2 separate regions of the Homo sapiens genome follow, and region 2 is linked to region 1. A link is a contact called in ENCODE Hi-C or POLR2A ChIA-PET data. All regions are on one chromosome and are shown on one strand. Each heading gives the region's core, a stretch centred on a gene start or an enhancer-like site at or near the end of the contact. The rest is flanking DNA. Distances are from core to core; before and after follow the strand shown. Region 1 holds the start of PLEKHA5 (pleckstrin homology domain containing A5). Region 2 holds the start of AEBP2 (AE binding protein 2).

Region 1 (7,087 bases), core at 3,268-5,767:
AATTCTAATTTGTTTAAGTAAACATAAAAGAAAACCTAATCAAAATGGCTCGTAAAACAAAAGAAACTCACTCAATGTCTTCCTAACAGCTTAGTTCTAAATTAAAACATACATACTCAGCCCACACAGAATAAGATTTTGTACTATCAAATAAACATTCATCCAAGAATGCACGCAAAGAAATTAAAATGTTATTGAAAATTGAAATGTTACCTCTGTTTTTATAAGATGAGCTAGGCTTAATGTACAGTAGTCAAAATTACATTGAATAAATGACCTGAAATGAAAAAACTGTTTTTCTTCACATATACCATACTACTAGCTTGACAAGAAAAGAAGTATCCCTTTTCGTGGCAATATCAACTCACTTTAATTTAGGATGGAAATAACCAATAGAAAAACATTTGATGACTGCATTTCACTCAAGTATTTTTTTAGGCCATCTAATAATGTATAGTATAATCTCCAAAGAAAAGATTTCACCCAAAAATATTCACAGAAAGACCATACCATGAAACTATTCCATTCCTGTATCTTCTGCTTTCTCTATTTCTACATCCAAAAGCAAGCATTCCTAATACTTATAAAAAAGCCCTTGACGTTTTATCTAAGTATCTTTCTAAAAGATTAAAGAACCATACAGGTAATTATAATTTACTGGAAGTATAACATGATCTTAAAAATGTCACAGTAAAAATAACTTTCTAGGCTCAATGAAATAAAGGTAACTTTAGCTAGGTATCTGTTATTGTTTATAAACTACTGAAGTCTTAACCCAGTTTGGCATTTCAGCATTCTCTTTCATGTCTCAGTTTATTAAAATTAAAGAACAAATAAGGTTAAACAATAAAAACAAACTCTTAGGTAAATAGTTTCTAATATAAAAATAAAAAGACAAAACCACCCATATTTTTCGTTGGGGGATTAAAATTTTTCCTACATGATGTTGACCTCCAGCTTTGTATTTGTCTCCAAGTAGTACTAAGTTATTAAGTTTGAACATAAATTAGTTTAATATTCTAAAGAACTGGTTTTAAGATTGGGACTGACTGGTCATCTTTTCTCTCAAGCTCTACTAAAAGCCTTTTTTAAACAAACATATCAATAAAACATCTTGACTTAGACATATTTAAATAAACTGAGGCAAAAATACAAACAATGCTCCAATATATGCTCATGAAATATTCAGTAACTATTTCTATTTTTACTCCCTGACCGTCATTGTTTATCAAATTGTGCCTAGCTTTACATCACTTTTGCTACCTATAAACAGCCCTGGTCAAAATATACATGAACAAGGTTCACTAAAAAAAAAAAAAAAAAAAAGATGTTCACGTAACTCAGATTTTTTTTTGTTTGTTATCTCTCAGCACAGATAATCAAAGATCAAAACTTTAAGTACCACATAGCTAATGACCAATAATCCTCTATTACCCAGGAATATACACAGAAGCACCAAAAAAAAAAAAAAAAAAAGGTAATTGTGGTCATATTCTGATGAAGCTGGACGATTCCAAAAGAAAAAAACGAAGATACAAAATTATTTTTAAAAGTGGCCATAAATGATCTAATTTCCAAATCAATGAATCGATGAATATTCCAGGCAAATAACATTAGAAAAGTAAGAGTGCCATTTTCTTCTCTCAAAATTCTGACACTATACAAAATAAAGAATACAGTCACCATTATATGATAAACTTCAGAAAATCATGATCAAGACTGGACATACAACTATTCAGCTGAGGAGTAATCACAGCATTCTAATTACGAAGGAAAAAAATGAAAGTCAAAAAACTCACTTTATATAGTATCTTGCACCTTCAAAAGTATATGCTTCTTCCCAGCCAGTAGGCAAATCTAAAACAATACATATATTACAATTAGTATTACTTCAATGATAGCAAAATAAGTCTCAATCCATTTTAATTATCCATTTTCATTTATTAGCTGTTTTAATTAAGTAGATTACTAACAAAAAAAGTGTTGAGCTGGCAATACAACAGATATCATTTTTTGAAAAACAGCAATTCAAATTTAGAGCCACCAGAAAAGTAACCATAATATTAGAGATTATCTGACCTGAGCACACACTGTAATATATTAGGGTGGAGAGGAACTATGTTCTGGCACCCAAGAAAGCAAAGGGAAGCCTTCTCATCCCAGGTGGAACACTCATGAATGACTAGCAAAAAAAAAAGCTGGGTATAACAGGCAACGCCTGCCTCTTCTTGGGTATATTGTGTCTATTTAAGACCGTATTTTTCAGCTACACAAATGAATCCATCTAGGAAGTGTCACCAAAAAGAAGGCAGAACTTCCTAACTACTTAATTAATGGAAAAGAAATGACACCGAATACTTCCGTGTGTGTTTCTAAAAATTTGACTAAGAGACGTGAAGTTTCAAGTAGTAAAGTTGGGGATGATTCAGGTGAACAATGGTCATTATGTGCTACATATTATTATTAATGACAAGTTGTTTGGATTTCATCAAAATGCCTCTTGGAAGTAAAAACAACCGATGTGTGTACAAAACCAGAGTCCAAGCAAAGTAAAACCAAACCAGAAAAAAAAAAAAGTGAAATCACATAAAAGAATAAAATTTTTCTGTGGCGTGAATGTTACCAAATCTGTGGGGTTAACTAGGACACTTATTTATATCACTCATAATTCCATAGGATAATTAGTCTAAATAATTTAAATGTCATATCGTCTTTCATGAAATAAATCTATCATTATCCATAAAAGCAAAGAGGCCATCAAAGTTGGAATATGCGTGTAAAACACCAGAAAGGTATATTGAAGCAAAAGCCTGCACCGGGGAATTGAGAAACATGATAGTGTATTAGTCAGAAATGCCTTAAAAATGTAAGCTCATCATGCTTGCTACACCAGCCTTTCCTTTCTTCCTCCACCTTTTTGCAAATTTGGAGACATTAGTCACTTCAGTGAACTCCAGCATTTCACAGAGAGGCAGGTTTGTTCAATATCCTGGCAACTTTAACAGATTCACGGAATGTCAGAGTCCGAGAGAATGTACCCCAGAGGCCAGCTCTGAGGACTGCTGAAACTGGCCTCGCCTTCGACCCAAACTGCTCTCAAGCCTTTCCAATCACCAGGACTAGAGGCAGGCCAGTAAGAGAACACATGTTACATTTCAAAGACAAACAAGTCACGAATGTAAACAAAGAATGATAAAAGAAACCCAGACCAGTACAGAAACTACGAGGAGCCTTTTCCAGCTCCACTCACACTTAGCATTCAAACAAGCTCCCAAAGCCACCCGAGAGAGCCGCTTCCCCACGGACTCCCTCCAAACAGGGCCCGGGTGCCCCCATACGGGACACCCCCTCGCACGCCCACCGCCTCCTGGCAGTCTGTGCAACCTCCGTGCGGCTGGCGGGGACTTTAGATCCGGATCGCCAGCAACTGAGGCTGCGAACGCCTCCTCCGGCTCCGGCTGCTCCTCCCGTGGCAGGAGGGAACGCGCCAAGCGTTTCCCGAGCCGTTCCCTGTCACAGAGAGGATCGCAGCACCCCCGAACTCCTCTCCTCCTCCTCCTCCTCCTTCATCAGCCACCTACCCACAAGTCCCACCTAGGAGGAGGAAGCTGCACGGCAGGAGGCAGCGCTCCTGGGAGGAGGGGGAGGATGTGGTTACGTTATCCCGGCGGGCGATCGGGGTCCGGGGCTGCAGGGAGGGGAGTGGGTAAGGACTGCCTGAAGATTGCTGGGGGGCAAGACGGCAGCTGGGGGTCACCGGGGAGTGAGTAGCGGCCGCGGAGGAAAAACTCAGGACTCCAGGTTTCAGGGAGGGGAGCGTCGCCACTCTAGGGTCGCGAGGGTCGTCTAGGCTGGGATGGGGGGAGAAGGCGCAGGAAGAGGGCGCCGTCTCCAAGTGCTGATGAAAGGCTGAGGAGAAAGAGGCGCCCCGAGACTGGAGAGAACTCCCGGCGGCGGAGTCCCCGTGGCCCCTCTACCTGCGGCCGCTCCCGCCCGGCCTCCGCCCCGCCTCGCCGCCTCCCGGGGCCCGCGGCGCGGGGCAGGTTGCGGGGAGCCGGGCGGCCCGGGCTCTGCCGCCTCCTCCAGGCGGAGCCCAACTCCGTTTGGGCCCGGCGTTACCTGTGCTCTGCCGCCGGTGTCCGGTGACCACCGCCTCGCCGGTGACGGGGTGCAGCCAGGTGGTGCTCTTGGCCTCCTCGCTGCAGGGGTGAGAGAAGGGGCAGACACGGAGCGTGAGAGGGGACGCGGGGGCGAGCCGAGGGGCTGCAGGAGCACAGACCCGGGCTCTCCCCCGTGTCGCCAGCCGCCCGCCTCCTGCCCTCCCGCCCCCGCGGGCCCCCGTGCCGTCCCCGGCTCTTTACTTGATGAAGAAGACTCGGCCGCCCCTGGTGATCCCGTAAGTCCAGGACCGGGGCAGGGAGATCCACTCCAGGTTCAGATCCGCCGCCATGTCTGATCCCTAGCCGCCGCCGCCGCCTTCTCCTGCTGCCGCCGCGGCTGCCGAGGGAGGAGGGAACGAGCGAGCGAAGGGAGCGCGGAGCGAGCGCGCCTCCCCGGCCCGGCGCGCCCCCGCGCGCGCCCTACCCCCTCGGGCGGTGCCCGCCCCGCCGCCCCGGCAGGGTCCGGCCCCCGTCGCCGCCCCTCCGCATCCCGGCGGCCGCCGGCCGGCCGCCCCGCCGCGCGCTCGGGGGATGGGCAAGCGGCGCCGCGCCCCAGACCCCTCCCTCGGGCCCCTGCGGCGCGCCCGCCCCCTCCGCCGCGCGAAGGTTCCGGGATCGATTAAAAAAAAAAAAAAAAAAAAAAAAAAACGCGTCCTGCCCCCAGGGCTTTGCCCGAAGGCTTCCCATCCCAGGGCGCGATCAAAGGGAGCCTAATAATGCCCAAGCCCCTGATTTCTCTCTTTCAAACAACAAAAACACAGCGTCTGAGCTTTGTTTTATAAGAGCTGTTGGAGAGCCAACAGATTTTTCCAATATATTTATCGTTTTAAAATGGAAAGCTGTTTTTATTAAAGCACACGAAAGGCCTTTCCTGTTTGTTTGTTGTGTGCCAGATATCAAAGGTTGGACGTGATACGTGGCCCCATGAAATATGAGTGGATTTAGACTTGACAAAACAAGTTTTTTCTCTTCCTAGGCCCCTTAGGTCATATCTTATAAAATAAAAACTCGTCTTTTTCTGGTACTTGTTTTTAAAGATTCACTTAACATCAGTGTGGATTTTTACTTGCCCTGTCTCCAATAGATTACAATAATAGCTTATTTTATGGAGTCCTTGTGACGGTGTACATTTTTAAATCTTCACAACAACTATATATATATGTGTGTATATATATATATGTGTGTGTGTGTGTGTATATATACACACACACACACAATCTATAAAAAATCCCCATTTTACAGATAGGAAAAATGAAGTTTAAAAACACAGTAGTTTGCCCAGTCATAGTAATAACTGCCAAAGCCTGGATTCAAACTGGCTGTAGGATTTCAAAAGTATATTTGTATAACCTCCTTGCTGTACAAGCCCACTTTGTTTTACTGCGATTCACTTTATTGCTGTTTGCAGATCTTTCACATCTTACAAATTGAAGGTTTGTGGCAACTCTGCATTAAGCAAGTCCTAGCACCGTTTTTCAACAGCATTTGCTCACTACATGTCTCTGTGGCACATTTTGGTAATTCTTGCAATCTTTCAAACTTTTTCATTATTGTACCTGTTATAGTGATCTGTAATCAGTGATCTTTGATGTTACTGTTGAAATTGTTTTGAGGGCACCATGAACTGAGCCCATGTAAGACAGGGACTTAATAAATGTGTGTGTTCTGACTGCTCCACCAACCAGCTGTTCCTCTGTCTCTCTGCTTCATCTTGGGCCTCCATATTCCCTGAAATGAAACACTAATAATTGTCTAATAATAATGGCCTAATATTGAAATTAGGCCAACCAGTAACCCTACAATGCCCTTTAAGTGACCAAGTGAAAGGAAGAGTTGCATGTCCCTTACTTTAAATGAAAAGCTAGAAACGATTAAGCTCAGATGTATCAACAGCCAAGAGAGGCCAAAAGCTCGGCCTTGTGTCAAATAATTAGACAAGTTGGGAATGCAAAGGAAATGTTCTTGAAGGAAATTGAAAATGCTACTCTGGTGAAAACATGAATTATAAGAAAACAAAACAGCCTCATTGCAGATAGGGAGAAAATTTTAGTGGTCTGGGGAGAAGATCAACCTAGCTACAACATTCCCTTTAGCCAAAGCCTAATCCAGAGCAAGGCTCTAACTCTCTTCAATCTTATGAAGGTTGAGAGAGCTGAGGAAGCTGCAGAAGAAAAGGTTGAAGCTATCAGGGATTTAAGGAAAAACACCATCTCCGTAACATAATAGTGCAAGATGAAGCAGCAAATGATGTAGAAGCTGCAGCAAGTTATCCAGAAAATCTAGTCAAGATCATTGAAGGTGGATACACTAAACATATTTTCAATGTAGACAAAACAGCCTACTATTGAAAGAAGATGCCATCTAGGACTTTCACTGCTAGAGAGGAAAAGTCAATGCCTGGCTTCAAAGCTTCAAAGGGCAGGCTGACTTTTTTGTTAGGAGATAATGCAGCTGGTGATTTTAGGTTGAAGCCAATTCTCATTGACCATTCCAAAAATTCTAAGACCCTTAAAAATTATGCTAAATATACTCTTCCTGTGCTCTATAAATGGAACAACAAAGCCTAGATGACAGCACATCTGTCATGGCTGACTGAACATTTTAAGTCTGCTGTTGAGACCTACTGCTCAAAAAAAAAAAAAAAAAAAGAAAAGAAAAAGTGATTCCTTTCAAAATATTTCTGTTCATTGACAGTGTACCTGTTTACCCAAGAGTTCTCCTGGAGACATACAAGAGATTAGTGTTGTTTTCATGTTGGCTAACCCAACATGCATTCCACAGTTCATGGATCAAGGAGTCATTGTGACTTTCAAGTCTTATTATGTAGAAAGTACATTTCATAAGGCTATAGCTGCCAGAGATAGGGGGTCCTTGGATGGATCTGGAAAAAGTAAATTGAAAAAATTCATAATTCTAGATGCCATCAA
Region 2 (6,754 bases), core at 167-2,666, 310 kb before region 1:
AGGCAATGATTTAATATAAAAGAACAGTCCTTTTTTTGTTTAAGTAGAGAAAAGTGATAGCTGGGGTCTCTCCCATGGACAAGGAAGTTCTGTTAAATCCAGGCGAGACCAGCCATATTGGAAACACTTGTCAATTGTAGTTCTGACAAGTGTTCCCGAACACGGTTGGAAGAAGCTAACCTTGAGTACCGACGTGTGTACATCAAGGCCCTCTTCTGCTCCGCCAGAGGATCTGGGCCCGTTTGGGGACTGTTTCCGAGTTAGAGCCGTCCTGAGGTCCGTGAGGAGCGAAGCGCCGAGGGGAAAGAGGGCGGGGAAAGGAGAGTTGGGGGGGAACGGTTTGAGAGTTGGAAGCCGCGATGCGCTGCGAGAGGGGCGCGGCGGCGACGGCGAGAGATTTCCGAGTTGAGAGTCTGGGGGAGGGGCCGAGGATTCGGGGAGCAGGGGGATCGCGGCAAAACGTCGCCTTGGTCCCCCTCTGAGGGGCCCGGGAGTTCAAGAGGAGGAAGGGAAGGGGAAACGCTTCAGAGCACTGACCTGTCCTCCGAGTCCATGCGGCTCAGGGGTTCCCCATCCGACGACATCTCCAAGCTGCCCCGCCGGCCCCCGGAGGTCGCGCTGCTTCCGCCTCCCCCAGTCCCGTAGCCCTCGTCGCCGCCGCTGGAGACTACGCTGCTGCTACTGCTGCCGCCCCCGCCGCCGCCCTGGCTGCCCCGCGGTCCCTTGGGCTCCTCCAGGCCCTCCTTGCCGTCCCCATCCCCGCTGCTGCTGCTGGCGGCGCCGGGGCTCAACGAGCGGGTCTCGTCGCTGCTGCTCCCGCCGCTGCTGCCCACCAGGCTCTCGGCGCTACTCTCCTCCTCACCCCCGCCGCTGCTGCTGCTCTCATCTTCCTCCTCCTCGTCGTCCTCCTCCTCGTCTTCGTCCTCCCCGGCCTGGCTGGCGCTCTCGGGGCTCGGCTCCGACATCGTCTCTGCCTCGCCGCCCCCCACTCCTCCGCCGCCGCCTCCGCCGCCCCCACCGCTGCCGCCGTTCAGCAGCAGCGCCGCCACCGCCTCGGCCTCCGCCTCCTCTTCCTCCTCCTCCTCTTCCTCCTCCTCCTCGGGGGGCTCAGCCCGGCCCCGCGCCGCCGAACCCGGGCTGCCGGGGGGCAGAGGGCTCAGGCGGGAGAGCTCCTCCAGGTCGGCCATGTCGGTGATAGCGGCGGCCATGGCGGCGCCTGCTCCTCCTCCTCCTCCTCCTCCCCACCGCCGCCTCCCTCTCTCGACTCTCTCTCCCTCGCCCCCCTCCCAAACGCCCAAAACTCCGCCGACGCCGCTGCAGAGCAGGAGGAGGGCCCGCGAGCTGCGTCAGCCTGCACACGCGCTACGGAGCCCGCGCGGGGACAGGCGCGCGACTACGCGCACTCACACGGAGACTGCTGCGCGCCTGCGCGGCGGCACGAGGCAGCACCTCCCCCGGCTGCGGGTTCTGCGCCCCCGCCCCCGCCCGGCGCCCGCCCCGCTGCCCAGTGCCCGCCCCCGCCCCCGCCCCGGCGCCTGCAAGTGCTCAGCGTTTCCTCGGGGCCTTCCCACGCCCTGCCGGGCTTCGAAGCCCAGGGACACGCGGACTGAAAACTCCAACGCTGGCCGGGGATTTTAGCAGCCTTCCGAGTTCTCACGATAAACTCATTCATTCCGGGGGTGTTTGAGGAGTGTCCCCTCTGTACAGGAGCTGAGCCAGGAATAGAACGAGCCTACAGTCTACGAAGAGAGCGGTTTAAAATGGGCAAAAATTAAAACACTACGGTGTAAGGTACTAAATTTTTATGCGCAACACAGGGCGACAGGTTTTAATACACCCTATGTTTGAATACCCCTGGAGATGTTGACATCCTGAACCCAGAGCAAACATCTTGGTTCAGGGTCCTCAAACTTTTTACTTCATGAGCCTTCTAAAACAATTTCGTAAAGCTGTGTATGTTCTTATACAGTTTAGAATGACAGCTACATTTTTCCGGCTTATAAATATTTCATCTGTCGCATTGTTTAAATACTGTATAGCCAATGGATTCTAAATACCATAGGGATTTAACACCCACTAATATCCATTTTTTTAAAATACAGTTTGGAAAATACAATTTCCAAATATTGTTTTCTGGAACTCATATTGACGTTGCATATCTCCTCTAGAATTTTATCCTAGTAATATATTTTATATTTGAACTATTTTGATCGTCTTACTTGTAATAAAAATGTGAACATAAATTGAAGTATCTGGGTTGTTTTTTATATTTTCTGTGATCATAAAGCTCTTATTTCAACCGATCAAAACAAATCTATTTCAAATGTTTGTAAGTACTAAACACAAAAGCAAAATTTTATTGGCAATGCATCTTGCAGAAATGAACTTGGGTGGACTTTTTTCTAATATACATTATGACCTTCAGTGGATGGATTTTTTTGAGAAATAGTTCAGCATCAGTTCTATTCCAAGTTTTCAATTCCATGGATATAAGTGTTGAGAAAACTTGTTCGCATAAAAAAAGCAGATGAGAATGAATGGAGTTTTGTTATAGTAATGCCACACAATTCTTTGAATGCCTTTCGCATTATATGCCCAAAAATCGCATAAAGATCTAACAAAGAAAAAATACTTTTAATGATCTGTCAGCTGACAACTCTGATTAGGTTCTCTTTCAACTTGTTGAAAGCAAGCAACTGAAAACCACCTGACTTGTGAAAGGATGTGTTACCCCATTCTTATTCACCAGTCAATTGTGCCTTTCTTTGGTGTCCTGGAGGTTTTTGCATAACCGGGTATTGCACCTTACTAAGATTTAGCATGAGGAAGAATTATGCCTTTCTTTTGTAAAGTAGGGAAGAGGTCATTGGAAGAAAGGAGACTGGAAAAGAGCCCACATTACACCCTGACCCAAGGACACATTTTCAGGCCAATTTTAGGGATGCTTCTACTCAAGGAAAATGAGGATAGAACTGACTGCCTGAAAACAGAGCCTCCATGCTCATTTCCCATTTGGGAAAGTCGTCATATACCGTGAGTACCCAGTATTACATCCTCTGCCTTAGGCCTTTGGACAACTGTTATATAAAATGTTGCCTCTAAGGGAATGCAAAAATAATAACATGGGACATCATTTACAGATACCTTCAGAGGCACATACAATGTAAGGTATTAACTTCCAACATTTTAAACCTCAAAGGCAATCTTAGATAAGGAATGTATTAAAGTGAAATACACTGTAAACTGTAAATTAAAAACTATCAGAAGGCCGGCAGGGTGGCTTATACCTGTAATCCCAGCACTTTGGGAGGCCAAAGTAGGAGGCTCACTTGAGCCCAGGAGTTTGAGACCAGCCTGGGTAAAATAGCGAGACCCTGTCTCTACGGCACACCTGTAGTCCCAGCTACTCAGGAGGCTGAAGTGGGAGGTTCACTTGAGCCCTGGAGGTTGAGGCTGCAGTGAGCCATGATCATGCCACTGCACTCCATACCTTTCCTCACCCATCATAAGGGTCATGGCCAACACTTCTACAACAAAAGACAGGTTAACAAGAGAAAAGTGTAACAAATTAATTTAATGGAAGTCTTATGTGACACAGGAGCCTTCAGAAGTAAAGACCCAGAGAAAGCTGTCCATTTGTATGCCTAGATTCAACAGAGTGGACATCCATGTAGAAATGTGATTGTACAAAAAGAGAATGAACTAATAGTAATAGACTGAGTGTGGAAACCCAGCAAGGCCTGTCCAGATTCGTCTTGACCTCTCTGTGTAGCATTCCTTCCACACCCAGGTATAGAGCAGACTTCTCTGGAATGAGAGTCTTCAAATGAGAAGGCAGAGAGTGACCTTTCTTCGTTTCATGGCTTACTTTGTGGGGAAAGGAGTTCTGGTTTATATGACTAGCCTAGGGTGAGTAACAGGGATAGGAGACAGCAGGACAGAGGTTCAGTGAGAGACTTTGCTTCTCAGGCTTTCCAATCTCCTTTAGTTCAAAGTACTCAGCATGGGGGCCAGGTGCAGTGGCTCACTCTTGTAATCCCAGCACTTTGGGAAACTGAAGCAGGGGGATCACTTGAGCCCAGGAGTTCGAGACCAGCCTGAGCAATGGGATGAAACTCCATCGCTACAAAACACTTTTTTTTGTTGTTAACTAGCCAGGTGTGGTGGTGTGCACCTGTAGTCCCAGCTACTTGGGAGGCTGAGGTGGGAGGACAGCTTGAGCCAGGAGATTGAGGCTGCAGTGAACTGTGAGTGATCAAGAGCCATTGCACTCCAGTTTGGGCAATAGAGTAAGACCTTATCCCCCCCCCAAAAAAAAAAGAAAAAAGAAAAGAAAACAAAAGAAAACACAAAGTGTTACCAGAAAGGGGCCCCGATCCCGACCCCAGGAGAGGGTTCTTGGACCTCACACAAGAAAGAATTTGGGGTAAGTCCATACAGTAAAGTGAAAGCAAGTTTATTAAGAAAGTAAAGGAATAAAAGAATGGCTACTCCATAGACAGAGCAGCACTGAGGGCTTCTGGCTGGCCACTTTTATGGTCATCTCCTGATTATACGCTAAACAAGGGGTAGATTATTCATGAGTTTTCCAGGAAAAGGGTGGGCAGTTCCTGGAAATGAGGGTTTCTCCATTTTTTAGACGATAGGGTAACTTCCCGACATTGGCATGGCATTTGTAAACTGTCAAGGCACTGGTGGGAGTTGTCTCTTAGCATGCTAATGTATTATAATTAGCACATAATGAGTAGCTACGATGACCAGAGGTCACTTACATCGCATCTTGGTTTTTGTGTGTTTTGGTCAGCTTCTTTACCACATCCTTTTACCAGCAAGGAGTTTGTGACCTGTATCTTGTGCTGACCTGCTATCTTATCCTAACTTAGAATGCCTAACCTCCTGGGAATGCAGCCCAGTAGGTTTCAGCCTTATTTTACCCATCCCGTATTCACGATGCGAGTCGCTGTGGTTCGAACACCTCTGACAAAAGTACTCAGCATGCCAAAGCACCATACTTTGGGGTATCATTTTCTGAGCCCCAACAAATGTATGTGCCAGACACTGTGTTAAGCCCTGGAGATTATGGTTCATGTTTGGCCGAGTTAATCAAGGAAAGCTTCATGAAAAATGTAGGATTTCGACAAAGTGTATAGTAAGACATACAATAACTATATCTGGTTTCATTAATTTGAGCTGGATTTTGAAGAGCGAACAGAATTCTGTGTTGGGGAACTCAAACTGAGAAGCAATATACGGAAAAGCATCAACATTTATTCATGACAAGGTTAATTAACCATAAGAAATCATGGCAAGAAAGCTAAAAATAGTTAAATATTAGATTGAAGAAGGACATGAATAAAAAGTTGATGTTGGGGACCAGTCACAGTGGCTCATGCCTGTAATCCAGCACTGTGGAGAGCTGAGACAGACAAATCACTTGAGGTTACGAGTTCAAGGCCAGCCTGGCCAACAAGGTGAAACCCTATCTCTACAAAAAATAAAAAAATTAGCCAGGCACAGGAGAATCACTTGAACCCGGGAGGTGGAGGTTGCAGTGAGCCGAAATTGCGCCACTGCACTCCAGCCTGGGTGACGGAGCATGACACCGTCTCAAGAAAAAAAAAAAAAAATTAGCCAGTCATGGTGGCACACAGCTATGGGAGGCTGAGGTGGGAGGATCACCTGAGCCTAGGGAGGTCCAGGCTTTCAGTAAGCCAAGCACCACTGCACTTCAGCCTGGGTGACAGAGTGAGACTTTGTCTCAAAAAAAAAAAAAAAGTTCTGACAGGTATGTACTAAGATATTTTAATAAAGGTATGATATGATTAGATTATATTGTACATCTGTAGAATCTAATATATAGGAGATAGGATGAAAAGTGTGAAAAGTTCCAGTGAAGGATTTATTAAGGGAAAAAAAAAGTGTCAAAAGTGAATGGAGATTAGACACATGGAAATGGCAAGTATCAAAGCCACAAACGAATATTTTAGCTGTGGTATTTATACTTGAAGACTAAAATGAACTGTCTCGGAATTGGCATTTTGCAGAAAATTGTGTTTCCCATCACTGGAGAGTTTCCCTGTCTTCCTCTTGGTTTAGTTGCAGACATCACTGCTCTGCATGCATCTCCTTAGAACAAGGCCACACTCCTCCATAACCACAGTGACAGGATGTCATTATTTCACTCTCAAAATTTAAATAACTGAAGTGTTGAACTAGAGCAGAACCTCTGTGTGACAGTTTCTTTTGGCAGCATCAGGTGACAGGTTTGATGATCCTGAGGACCAAAGTCATTCCCCAGCTCAGTACCCATTCATAAACTGTGCATTCCCGGTTTGTAGCTACATAGGTACTAAAAGTAGCTTTCATAAACTTTTATAAACTTTTATAACAACTTGACAGAGCAGTTTTATGTCTGCATAAAATTACTAATCTAAGGGCCAGGCACAGTGGCTTACGCCTGTAATCCCAGCACTTTGGGAGGCCAAGGCGAGTGGATCACCTGAGGTCGGGAGTTCAAGACCAGCCTGACCAACATGGAGAAACCCCATTTCTACTACAAATACAAAATTAGCCAGGCATGGTGGCACATGCCTGTAACCCCAGCTACTCGGGAGGCTGAGGCAGGAGAATCGCTTGAACCCGGGAGGTGGAGGTTGTGGTGAGTGAAGAGCACACCATTGCACTCCAGCCTGGGCAACAAGAGCAAAACTCCATCTCAAAAAAAAAAAAAAATTACTAATCTAACAATAAAAAA

The links. Hi-C counts contacts between places; a loop is a spot of excess contacts on that map. ChIA-PET counts read pairs that join two places held with the same protein, here RNA polymerase II (POLR2A). Pooled maps may share reads with other maps.
Region 2: a map of CD4-positive, alpha-beta memory T cell shows a loop between it and region 1 (6-fold over the local background). The contact joins the promoter of AEBP2 here to the promoter of PLEKHA5 in region 1. A Hi-C loop is called at or near these places in 4 of 168 maps with a recorded cell type or tissue (CD4-positive, alpha-beta memory T cell, CD8-positive, alpha-beta T cell, chondrocyte and 1 more) and 15 of 50 pooled maps. POLR2A ChIA-PET finds 5 or more read pairs at or near these places in 1 of 52 experiments (CD8-positive, alpha-beta memory T cell).

The regions. Positions count from the first base shown.
Region 1 is chr12:19,127,163-19,134,249 of GRCh38, reverse strand. It overlaps PLEKHA5 (pleckstrin homology domain containing A5), which reads right to left and starts at 4,517. Exons shown (of 32, transcript NM_001256470.2): 1 at 4,362-4,517; 2 at 4,120-4,199; 3 at 1,800-1,857. The coding sequence starts at 4,450.
Region 2 is chr12:19,434,154-19,440,907 of GRCh38, reverse strand. It overlaps AEBP2 (AE binding protein 2), which reads right to left and starts at 1,416. Exons shown (of 8, transcript NM_153207.5): 1 at 538-1,416. The coding sequence starts at 1,208. RefSeq lists enhancers at 159-248, 279-328, 6,239-6,338 and silencers at 979-1,078, 1,089-1,238, 1,299-1,548.